Regions from separate parts of the Homo sapiens genome. Here regions 1 and 3 are each linked to region 2. Evidence: chromatin contacts called from ENCODE Hi-C or POLR2A ChIA-PET data. All regions are on one chromosome and are shown on one strand. The core of a region is the stretch at or near the end of the contact, and the rest is flanking DNA. Distances in the headings are between cores, read along the strand shown. Region 1 holds the start of MCTS1 (MCTS1 re-initiation and release factor). Region 2 holds the start of TMEM255A (transmembrane protein 255A). Region 3 has its middle 120 kb from the start of CT47B1.

What was found. Hi-C counts contacts between places; a loop is a spot of excess contacts on that map. ChIA-PET counts read pairs that join two places held with the same protein, here RNA polymerase II (POLR2A). Pooled maps may share reads with other maps.
Region 1: a loop to region 2 is called in a map with no recorded cell type, with 8 times the contacts of the local background. The contact joins the promoter of MCTS1 here to the promoter of TMEM255A in region 2. A Hi-C loop is called at or near these places in 3 of 37 single-sample maps with no recorded cell type and 3 of 50 pooled maps. POLR2A ChIA-PET finds 5 or more read pairs at or near these places in 1 of 52 experiments (CD4-positive, alpha-beta T cell).
Region 3: a loop to region 2 is called in a pooled map, with 5 times the contacts of the local background. The contact joins the enhancer-like site here to the promoter of TMEM255A in region 2. A Hi-C loop is called at or near these places in 8 of 37 single-sample maps with no recorded cell type and 4 of 50 pooled maps.

What each region holds. Positions count from the first base shown.
Region 1 is chrX:120,602,174-120,605,380 of GRCh38, reverse strand. MCTS1 (MCTS1 re-initiation and release factor) reads right to left here and starts at 1,280. Exons shown (of 6, transcript NM_014060.3): 1 at 1,134-1,280. The coding sequence starts at 1,144.
Region 2 is chrX:120,310,178-120,313,419 of GRCh38, reverse strand. It overlaps TMEM255A (transmembrane protein 255A), which reads left to right and starts at 1,959. Exons shown (of 9, transcript NM_001104544.3): 1 at 1,959-2,168. The coding sequence starts at 2,111.
Region 3 is chrX:120,753,942-120,757,239 of GRCh38, reverse strand. No RefSeq gene overlaps it. Among named protein-coding and RNA genes, the nearest start is that of CT47B1, 120 kb to the left of the region's middle. RefSeq lists an enhancer at 2,071-2,150. Within about 2 kb of position 1,964, at least 2 of the 41 ENCODE cell types and tissues checked have a DNase peak (open chromatin) inside an H3K27ac peak, as active enhancers do.

The DNA.
Region 1 (3,207 bases), core at 31-2,530, 290 kb before region 2:
AAAAGGCATTTCTAAGTAGAGGTATCAGAATACCTAAAGGTACTGTTCTAATTAGTCATTTATTCCCAACCAAGTATTTAGATACTTAATTATGAAATAAATTGTTCTTTTAAAAAAAAATACCATCTCCCTTTTACTCTGTCCAGCACAAAACCAATGTCTTAATACAATATTGAAATAAACTGTCAAGTATACAGCAATTAGCTGGGGTTAGGGGGAGGAATATGAGACATACTTTGCACCATAATCTGTAATTAGCTACACAAATGCCTTTCCTGGAAAATCTTATTCAATTCTACCCAGGAAGAAACACAGGCTCCCACCAATAATAAAACCTGAGATCAGAAAACAAAACCCTCAATTCTTGAGATACAAAAGACCAACCCAAGCATAACATAGAAAATCGGCCCCTGCTAGGCTATGTAATCTGCTGAGATTTTTTTTAAGTGATGATAATAATGATTTCTAAGATCCCTATTCGTTTTTGCTCAAAATTTCATGCACAAAACCCACCTTCCTTTGCCCATGTTCCCCCTTTGCTTTTTGCGTCTACCAAATCTGGAAGGCAAACCCACTAGTAGGTTCCCAAGGAATTTTTGTCTTCCTTACACTGAATAGCCTATGGGGCAATCGTTATTTTCAAGGCAAGGTTAATCTGGCAGCTAGGCAATAGGCATGACAGGCCGCTTGCTTCCTGTCACCCAGACTCCTTCACTCCCATGACCCAGGAAGTCAAGCCTTCCTTTATTCAGTTCATAACTAATAAACATATGGCAGTGAGCGCAGGGCTCCCCTCTCAGCTACAGAGAATATGCCTCTAAATCACAGTGCACGGATGTGATTGGTAGAACCCTAGGAATGGAGACAGAATTGGGGGAGGGGGCAAAAGAGAAAGAGGGGTAAGGAGAAAAAACAATGGGAGTGGAGGGACTGAAACCCAATTAAGGACTACGGATGGAAAGCTTAAAGAAGTGTTCAAGTTGGGAGTGAGAGCATAGTACTATAGAAAACCTTAGGGAGTCAGGATGGCAGGGGCGGGGGAGAGAGAAAGAGGATCTTAGCTCTCGCCCTCTTCCCCACCCCCACCCCACCGCCTTTGTGAGCAGCCGATGGAGGCCACAGCATGTCCTTACTTCTTGAACATGATCCAAGGTGAAGGGGGCGACGATAGGGAAGGGCCCGGAATGGGAAAGAAATTGAATTTGCAGGGGTCCGGCAGATCCCCTCACACGAGGAAGGCCGGCACTGACAGTCGGAGCTGTAGTCGTTATCCGGAAAACGAGAGCCAGCCGCGCTTTACGGCTCTCAGTCAAATCTGACTACTTCCGCTCCTCTGGACTCCACGTAGGCGCTTTTGCCGGCTCCTTTTAGGCAACCGGTTCCTCAGCAGTTGGAGGTAGCTGAAAGGGCGGGACTTGAGAGGGAAGAAGTGATAGAGCAATTGCAGGAAGAGAAGAATGGAGGGGGCGGAGAATCAATCAAAGTAGCATTTATGGCACTTGCGTCAGTTACGGGTTCCTCAAAGGGTCAAGATTCTTCCGTGCTTCGTTGCTACCTATCGTCAAAGTAAACGATTTTTTTAGAGGGAATGGTTTCTGTCCTGTCTGAGGCAACCGAATGGATTGGTGCTTACCTACCAGCATGAATCCAGGCAACCCTCATGGCTTCATGTTAAAGTGCTGGTAGGATTGCCAGGTTTAGCAAATGAAAATACAGGATGCCTATTTAAATTTGCATTTCAGGTAAACAATGAATATTTGTTTTAGTGTAAGTATACCTCATTAATATTTTGGATATACTTACACTAAAAATATACAGCGCTTGTTTAGCTGAATTTAATTGAGCATCCTGTTTTTTATCTTATAACCTTATTCACTGGCAACCGTACGATGCTCCCAAAGTTTTTTGCGGGTTTTTATTGAGACAGGGCCTCACTCTTGCCCAGGCTTGAATGCGGTGGTGCTATCATGGCTCACTTGCAGCCTCTACCTCCTTGGCTCAAGGGATCTTCCCACTTCAGCCTCCCAAGTAGCATGGACTACAGGCACACACCATCATGCCCGGTTAATTTTTTTATTTTTATTATTATTATTATTATTGTAGAGACGGGGTCTATGTTGCTCAGGCTGGTTGCAAAGTCCTGGGCTCAAGCAGTCCTCCCACCTTGGCATCCCAAAGTGCTGGGGTTACAAGCGTGAATGACTGTGCTCCCGTAGAATAATTCCCATAGAATTATTACAGAAGGTAATCTGATTTAAGAGATAATAGCTAAAGAGACATGTTTTACTTATGTAATTTTTTTAAAAATAAAGCTGATAGAGAAACAAAATTATGCCAATCAAGAGTTTCACTTTGTTTTTTGTTTTAGAGACAGCATCTCACTCTGTCACCTAGGCTGGAGTGCAGTGGCATGATCACGGTTCATTGGAGTTGCAACTTCCCAGGCTCAAGTGACCCTCCCGCCTCAGCCTCCGGAGTAGTTGGTACTACAGGCATGCACTACCACACCTGGCGAATTTTAATTTTTTGTAGAGACAGGCAGGGTCTCACTAAGTTGCCCAGACTGATCTTGAACTCCTGGCCTCGAGCAATTCCCCGAACTCAGCCTCCCGAAGTGTTGGGATTACAGCCATGAGCTACTGTGCCTGGCCTAATCAAGGGTTTTGATCAGCCAAGAAATCATGGAAAAATTTAAAAACCTGAAAAGGCCCTACGCAGGAGGTGGGGTGGGTAGGCACTGACATCCAAAACAAATACACCAGTCTCCCCAGGGAGTAAATACTCTAGTCCATATTGAGGAGACGGGCCATTAGAGCAATTATAGCAAACAGTACTATGCATTTAAATGATCCAACTAACACCTTGTCTTAATTCTATGGTATGAACAATATTCTGATTATAATTTGGCTTCCCATGAAGATCTGCCCACAGGGAAAGAATTAGCTACGTTCCAATCAAATCTGCATGAACAATTATGTTTGCATTTGTAAATTAATAAATTGGCATTCTGGTTTATACAACACTCTCTTGTGAACATCCTTAGTGAGAATCCACATTCCCAGCATCCATCAACTCTGCAACATTTAGAATATTGACATTATGAACATGTGAAACTGATGTCCAGACCCCAAGCTGTGGTGACTGCCACACTGGCAGGATTATTTTTTTTTAATTTTTATGGGTACCTAGTAGGTGTATAAATTTATG
Region 2 (3,242 bases), core at 710-3,209:
AATGAGAGGAGAAAGAGATAAGTAAACAGGACTCAAAGACAATCATTGCAGAAGTATAAATACAGGATTTCTCTCTGCCTTTGTGGAGCTTATAGAGACCCTGACACAAGCTAAGCAGGCTTAAGACACACACATCTACAATAGTAGGCATCTTGTCTCTATCTAGGACATATATCACAGATTTCTAAACCACATGTATAGTGTAGGGTTGCTAATAATACCTGACACAGCATTCAACGTGGCCCCTGGGGTGCCCAAGTTCTTTACAAAGGGCTTCCTTTTTAATCTTCAAGAAACATATTTTCTTCCTTCAGAAGATGGGAAAGGGCAAGGGCCTTCAGTCCCATTTCCTGGATAAGAAAAACAAAGCTTTACAGTAGATTAGCAAGGCAGATCTGGAAAGAGCCAAGTACTCTTCTTCATCCCATTGACTCTTAGAATAGTTTTATACTTGATTTGGTTTGGGTTTTTCGGGGAACATGGAGAAAGGATTGCAGCAACCATCAGAAGGAGGTGGTTGGAAGGAGACCTGGCAAGCAGAGCCTGGGAGCTCCTCAATGGGACAGTATGGGCACCTCCAAATAGGTATATTCTCTTAGCTATGTTAGGCTTCCAGGGCTGTTCCCAGAGGGAGGTGGAGTCCACTGTTACCCGCTTCCTCACCCTCCACCTCCCCTGGCCACCAGATAGATGTCTTGGGGGCACTCCAAGGAGGCCTCATCCTGATCTGCAGTTGTTTTGAGAACATTCAAACCACCTTTTGGTCCAACCACAAGGTGCTTCAAGCCCAATATCCTAATGGGGTCCAAAAGGATAGGTTCGAGAAGGATTTGGCTGTCTTCCAAGATCAATGACATTCCCACCTCATCCCCAGTTTCCCTTAGTAATCCACAGTGGATCTGTCAGCCATGACTTTACTTTCACTCTTTCCAAAGCTACTTGCATTTTCATCTTGCTGCATCTTTTGGAGCTAATGAATTCCTTAGGTTTTCCATTTGCTATAGAGAATAATAGTTCTTTTCAGTCGCCATAGCAAGAACACTCACCTTGGAGTCCAACAGATCTAGGTTCTAGCTCTCACTTCTGCCACTTACTAGCTGAGTGGGCACAGGATATTTTCTTCCCTTCTCTGAGATTCAGTTTCCTCCTCTGCATAATGGGGTTATTGATAACTCCTCTTCCTCCCTTGCATGGCTGCTATGATGATAAAATGAGATCCTTGTTATAAAAGCACTTGAACAGTACAAACTGGGGTTCTGGTGCAGAGTTATACTTTAGCTGAATTTTCTAGCTAAAGATTGGGGGCTGTTGGTTCTAGAATTCTCAGGTCTGGTGAATAAGGCTGTGCTCCTTCTCTCCGTCTCTGCATAATTTTATACACTCTGGTCACATCACTTCCCAGCCTTCATCGTTCTAGACTAAAGAGTCTGCGTTTGTTTAATCTATCTTCATATGTCAGCCACCACCCTCCCCCCGCCCCACACACACCATCCCTTTGATTATAGAGTGGCCCTTCTCTGGATCATCTCCAGCTCCATTATGTCATTCTGGAAGCACTAAGACCAGACCTGCTCAAGTGTGTGTGTGTGTGTGTGTGTGTGTGTGTGTGTTCCTCAGCTCTGAACCTCTGACTCTGACCCCCTCCCCAGTTATAAATCCTAGAACAGGATAATTACCCAAGACCCTGTCCAACTATAGAGAAGGTTGGTTGGCTTCATACTGAAGCCTCCCCCTCTTTCTCTGCGCAGCCCTGGCCCCAAGGGGCTAAAACTGCTCCCTGTCTGGCTTGGAAGGCTGGGAGGTGGATAACTAGGATGGGGAGACTGAGGGGGAGGGAGGAGGGGGGGGGTCTTGCGCAAGCGCACGCGGCTGCACGGACCGCCAATGCTGCTGCCTCCCAGAGCAGAGGGAGGCAGAAGAGGAGGGAGGGAGAAGAGTGGAAGGGAGGGGGAGGCGGCACTTGGGCTGCAGCTCGCAACCAGAGGCAGTGTCTCTCAGCTCTCGGAAGGACCGAGAGAGGCAACCGCGGAGTAGGATGCTCTGCGGGGCGCCCAGAGCCGGGGGCGCTTGAAGCAGCTTCGGGGACTGGGGCAACCGGGCAGTTTTCACCATGCATCAGTCCCTGACTCAGCAGCGGTCCAGCGACATGTCCCTGCCCGATTCCATGGGTAAGTCTAGCGGCCCTTCCTTCGGGCGGCGGCAGCAGGGGTTGAGTGCCCTGGCCTCTGGACTGTGAACGCCCCAGCTGCCCCAAAAGCCGGAGAGCGGGAAACGGGGCATGGATGGGGTGGTCTTCGCGCCCCAGCGTCTGGGTGGTGGACCAGAGTCCCAGGGGAGCGGCCTGGCTGCAGCGGGAGCGACGTGCGGAGATCGGAGCGCCAAGCTTGCGTCGGAGTATCTCTGCCCCGGAGTGCGGGTGTGTGCCTGTTTGTGTGCGTGTGTCTACAGACTTGCAGTCGGTGGTAAATCCCAGCAATCTGAGGATCAAAACACTTCCCTGCAACCTGCGCCTTCGCTTTCCATTCGACACTCCCTCTTTGCAAAGTCCTGGTCACTTCTAAGAGCTCACGACTAACGACAATTAGAAGCAGGGTCCTCGCCCCCTCCCAACTCTCTTGAAGCTGCCCTGAAATTTAGAGATGCAGTTGGGTGGGGGCCTGACTTGCACCTCGCTGATTGGGGGGGGGGGGCGGGTTGCGCAACTCTGGGGGATGGGCGGGGGTGAGAAGAAAGGGGGGGATGAGGGGAGGGGAATTCCTGAGGAATCACTCAAGACAGCCCAGCCCTGCCCTCTGCAGCGGCGGGATCAACATTCTTTGAATTTGATTGTTACTCTGCTCCAAATGCACGGAATGTGCATGAGTGTGAAAAGGGAGTCAGGGGCAGGAGTGAGAGCGCGAGAAAGAAACATCCAGCGCGAGCCCGCGCATCTTCTGAAGTCGCGCTTTTCCTCGCAGGGCGGAATGGAGGGGGAGGGGCACCCTTCGACTCCTTTCCTTATAGAAACTGGGGGACAGCTACCTTCGGGCACCAACTTGGCTGCCCCTCGAAGCTGCTTTTTGGTAGTTACAAAAAAAAACAAACCCAGTCCCCCTCAGCTGTTAGGCACCTTCCCAAGCCCTGTGATTTCACTGGGCGGAGAAATTAATTTGGAGCCCTGGAGAGCGGGAGGGGATTGTAAAATCATGATCCCACCTAATCTTTTAAAATTCGCCTCGGATACACTTCAATCAAATCGAATT
Region 3 (3,298 bases), core at 715-3,214, 440 kb before region 2:
AAAAATCCAGACAAGTCAATATCGCTCCTTACTCTAGTCCTTTCTTTTGCCCAGTCATTATCTATCCATCTATACTCAGATTATTGAAACCCACATCACAGGAATCTGATGGACAGGTCTGTGATTGTTCCTTTTTCCTTTGTGTTCCTAGACACTCCCCAGTAAACCACCGGACTTGTATGGTGCTCTGTACATTCAAATTAGAACTATGGTCATATTACCCTCATATACAGTCTCAGACCTGTACATGAAATAAAGATATAGACATAATTCAAAACCTGTATCAATCAGTGTCCCAGCAGGAAATAGATGGCACACTCAAAATGGCTATTTTGGAGAGGGGTAAGGGTCAATATTAATAAATGGACTATTTATAAAGGTGTAGGCAGGGTAACTCAGGGCTAGGAAGAGGATTTGGAGATGCCTTTACCATCATAGCCTGACTAAGAAAAGGGAGACTTTTGATGTCATCCCTACAGGTCAGCTTCCCAGGGTAGAGTGCAGGAGGGAAGACTGGAGTGAGGACCTGAAGAGGCAGACAAAAACTATCTAGCGCAGAACTTCTCATTCAAATTTTGCAGTAATTCAGACCAGGGCTGAGATCAAGGTATTGTGCATTGATCTGGGAAAATCAGCTTTGTTAAGCAAATGAGTAGGCTCATTTTTAAACTATGAAAGAACTCATTTGCATAGAACAGTGAATGACTTTTTTAATGTATTTATTAAAATAGGCCTCACTTTGACACTTTGTTAGCATTAGATTATGTTACTAAATGTGACTGAAAAAAATGAAACGAGACTGCACTTATTTAAAACAGTCTGGATTTCAGATTTACAGCTAATTCCGATTGATTTCCTTGCACCCTGTCCCCCACCAAAAATAAAAACTGGGCATACCAAATTAAGGAGCTTCGATGCTTAAAGTAACATCATAACACTGTTATCAGTTAACTAAACACTGCTCTTCTGCAGTCCATTAGAAGAACCTAGTAACAAGAAAACAGGTTGATATTAAAACTTTTACTTTAAAAAGTAATAACAGTAAATGGACCCCATTCCCAAGGCTGCCATCACATAGCCCAGGCTCCTGACCCTCTCTCTCTGCCTCCATTTCTAACCTAGAACAGTCTTCCAAGATGGCTAGCAGGATAATGCTAAAGCCCTGTCTGAAGTCCAGAAATTAAACACAATAGAGTCCATGATGAGCAAGACACTGATCACTGAGGTTGCGTCTCAGCATCAGACAGACTAGCTTGGGCATTTATCAGCTAAGACACCTCAGGTGAGCGGTTTAATTTCTCCAAGCCTCGGTTTCCTCAACTTTAAAATGGGAATAAAGAAAACATCTACATCATCAGTTGTTACAGGGATTGCATAAGGTTCTGTGTGTAAAACACCTAGCACAGTGCCTGGCACATTACATGCACACAGTAAACACTTTGATTGTCACACTCAGAAACAAGAGCTAATTTAAAGAAAAGAGGGAAAAAAACAAAGGTGAGAAGTGGGTTACCTTTCAATTAACTAAAATGTTACATTGCCCAGACTCCCATTCCCTGAGGGATCCCATTAAATTCACATTTATGGTATTGATTTTTTTCCAGGACAACAACCATTTTACACATTAAACATCTCTACCTCCTGCTATTTTATAGGTGGCTACTATAATAAGATCTCCACTCACATCAATTCAGAAGTCTATCTTTTTCCTCTGTCAAAAGCAGGAAATAAAGCTGGATAAGAGACCTAGGTCACTATGGGGGATGGAAATGTATCTAAGAATCCCCAAAGAATAGGTCAGGAGGGGGATCTGAAGTGGAATAAGAGGCTTAAGAGGAAGAAATTCAAATTGCTATGGCAGGTTTGTTTGGCTCTTGATCCAGAGAAGCCACATCTGCAAATGTTACACACACTGTCACGTGTTAGTTACTTCCCTTTTTCAAAAGGCACAAAGTCCTAGGTCACAAACCACCCCACCCCTCCCCCTAACCCAACAAGGTGAGAGAACAGGAGAGTTCAAGAACACTCAAACAAATAATACTTCCCCAACCCCTGACATAGCCTCCCTTTTTCCATGCTTGCTACTCTATAATTTATCCTCCCCACAACAGCCAGTGTGATCCCTTTTAATTCAGATCACACCACTCCTCTGCTTAAACCCATCCAATGTCTTTTTGTCTCACTCAAATTAAAAGTCCTAATCCTTACAATGGCCTACAAGGCCCTAAGCAACTTGCTAATCTGGTGTCACTAACCCCATGAACTCTCTAACCTCATCTTCTACCTCTCTTCCCCTCACTCACTTCCCTCCAGCCACACTAGACTTCTTTTCCTAGAACACACCAAACGCACTCCTGAATCAAGATCTTTGTTCTGGCTGTGACCTCTGCCAAGAATCTCTTTCTCCAGATTTTTGCATGGCTGACACCAGAAACCTTTTACAGGTTTTCCTCATTGTCCCTTTCTCTGTGAAACTTTCTTTGACCACCCTAATTCAAATTCGATCACACATCACTTCTGGCATTCTCAATCTCCCTTCCTTACTTTCTTTTTCTTCATTGTACTTATCGTCATTTAACATAACACATATCTTATTACCTTATTGTCTGTCTTTCCCATTAAAACATCGTACTCCATGATGGTAGGGATATTTGTCTCTTTTGTTCATGGATGTATTCCCAGGGCGTATAACAATGCCTGGTACATGATAAGCACTCACTATTTGTGGAATAAGTGAATTCACCTAGTTTAAAGTAACGGCCTTACCCTTACGGCATAATGTTTAGAAAAAAAAAATGTGTGTGTGTGTCTTTTTTTAAATAAAGAAGTGGCCTTCAACCCTGACTATACATTAGAATCATCTGGGCAGAGGGCTTTTTAAATCTATTCATACCAGATAATTCAGAATCTCCAAGAGTAGGACCCAGGAATCTTTCTTCGAAGCTATATAGGTAATCCTAAGGTATAGCCAGCGTTAACTCCTGGTTTAAAAAGTCAAATAGCTCTTCTTAATAACAGCCATCTCTGGGATTACCCTTCTTAGCTCAATAATTATTTGTTAAATGAAAGAATCTAGGTGAAATTAGGTTCCAACCATCATCAAGGGGAAAAAACCAAAAGGGACAGCTAGCGGTGTTGTGAGGCAGTATTCAGTGTGCTATGATTAAGAGGTAAGACAGAGAGGCAGTGTCTACAAATAGCAGTGCTTTCCTGGGGCCGACTTAGGTCCAGGAGCTGGCTTTCCATTTTAGAGGTGAAAAACCGTATTTTGCCAGCCCACACAGGTGCGAGGTGGGAT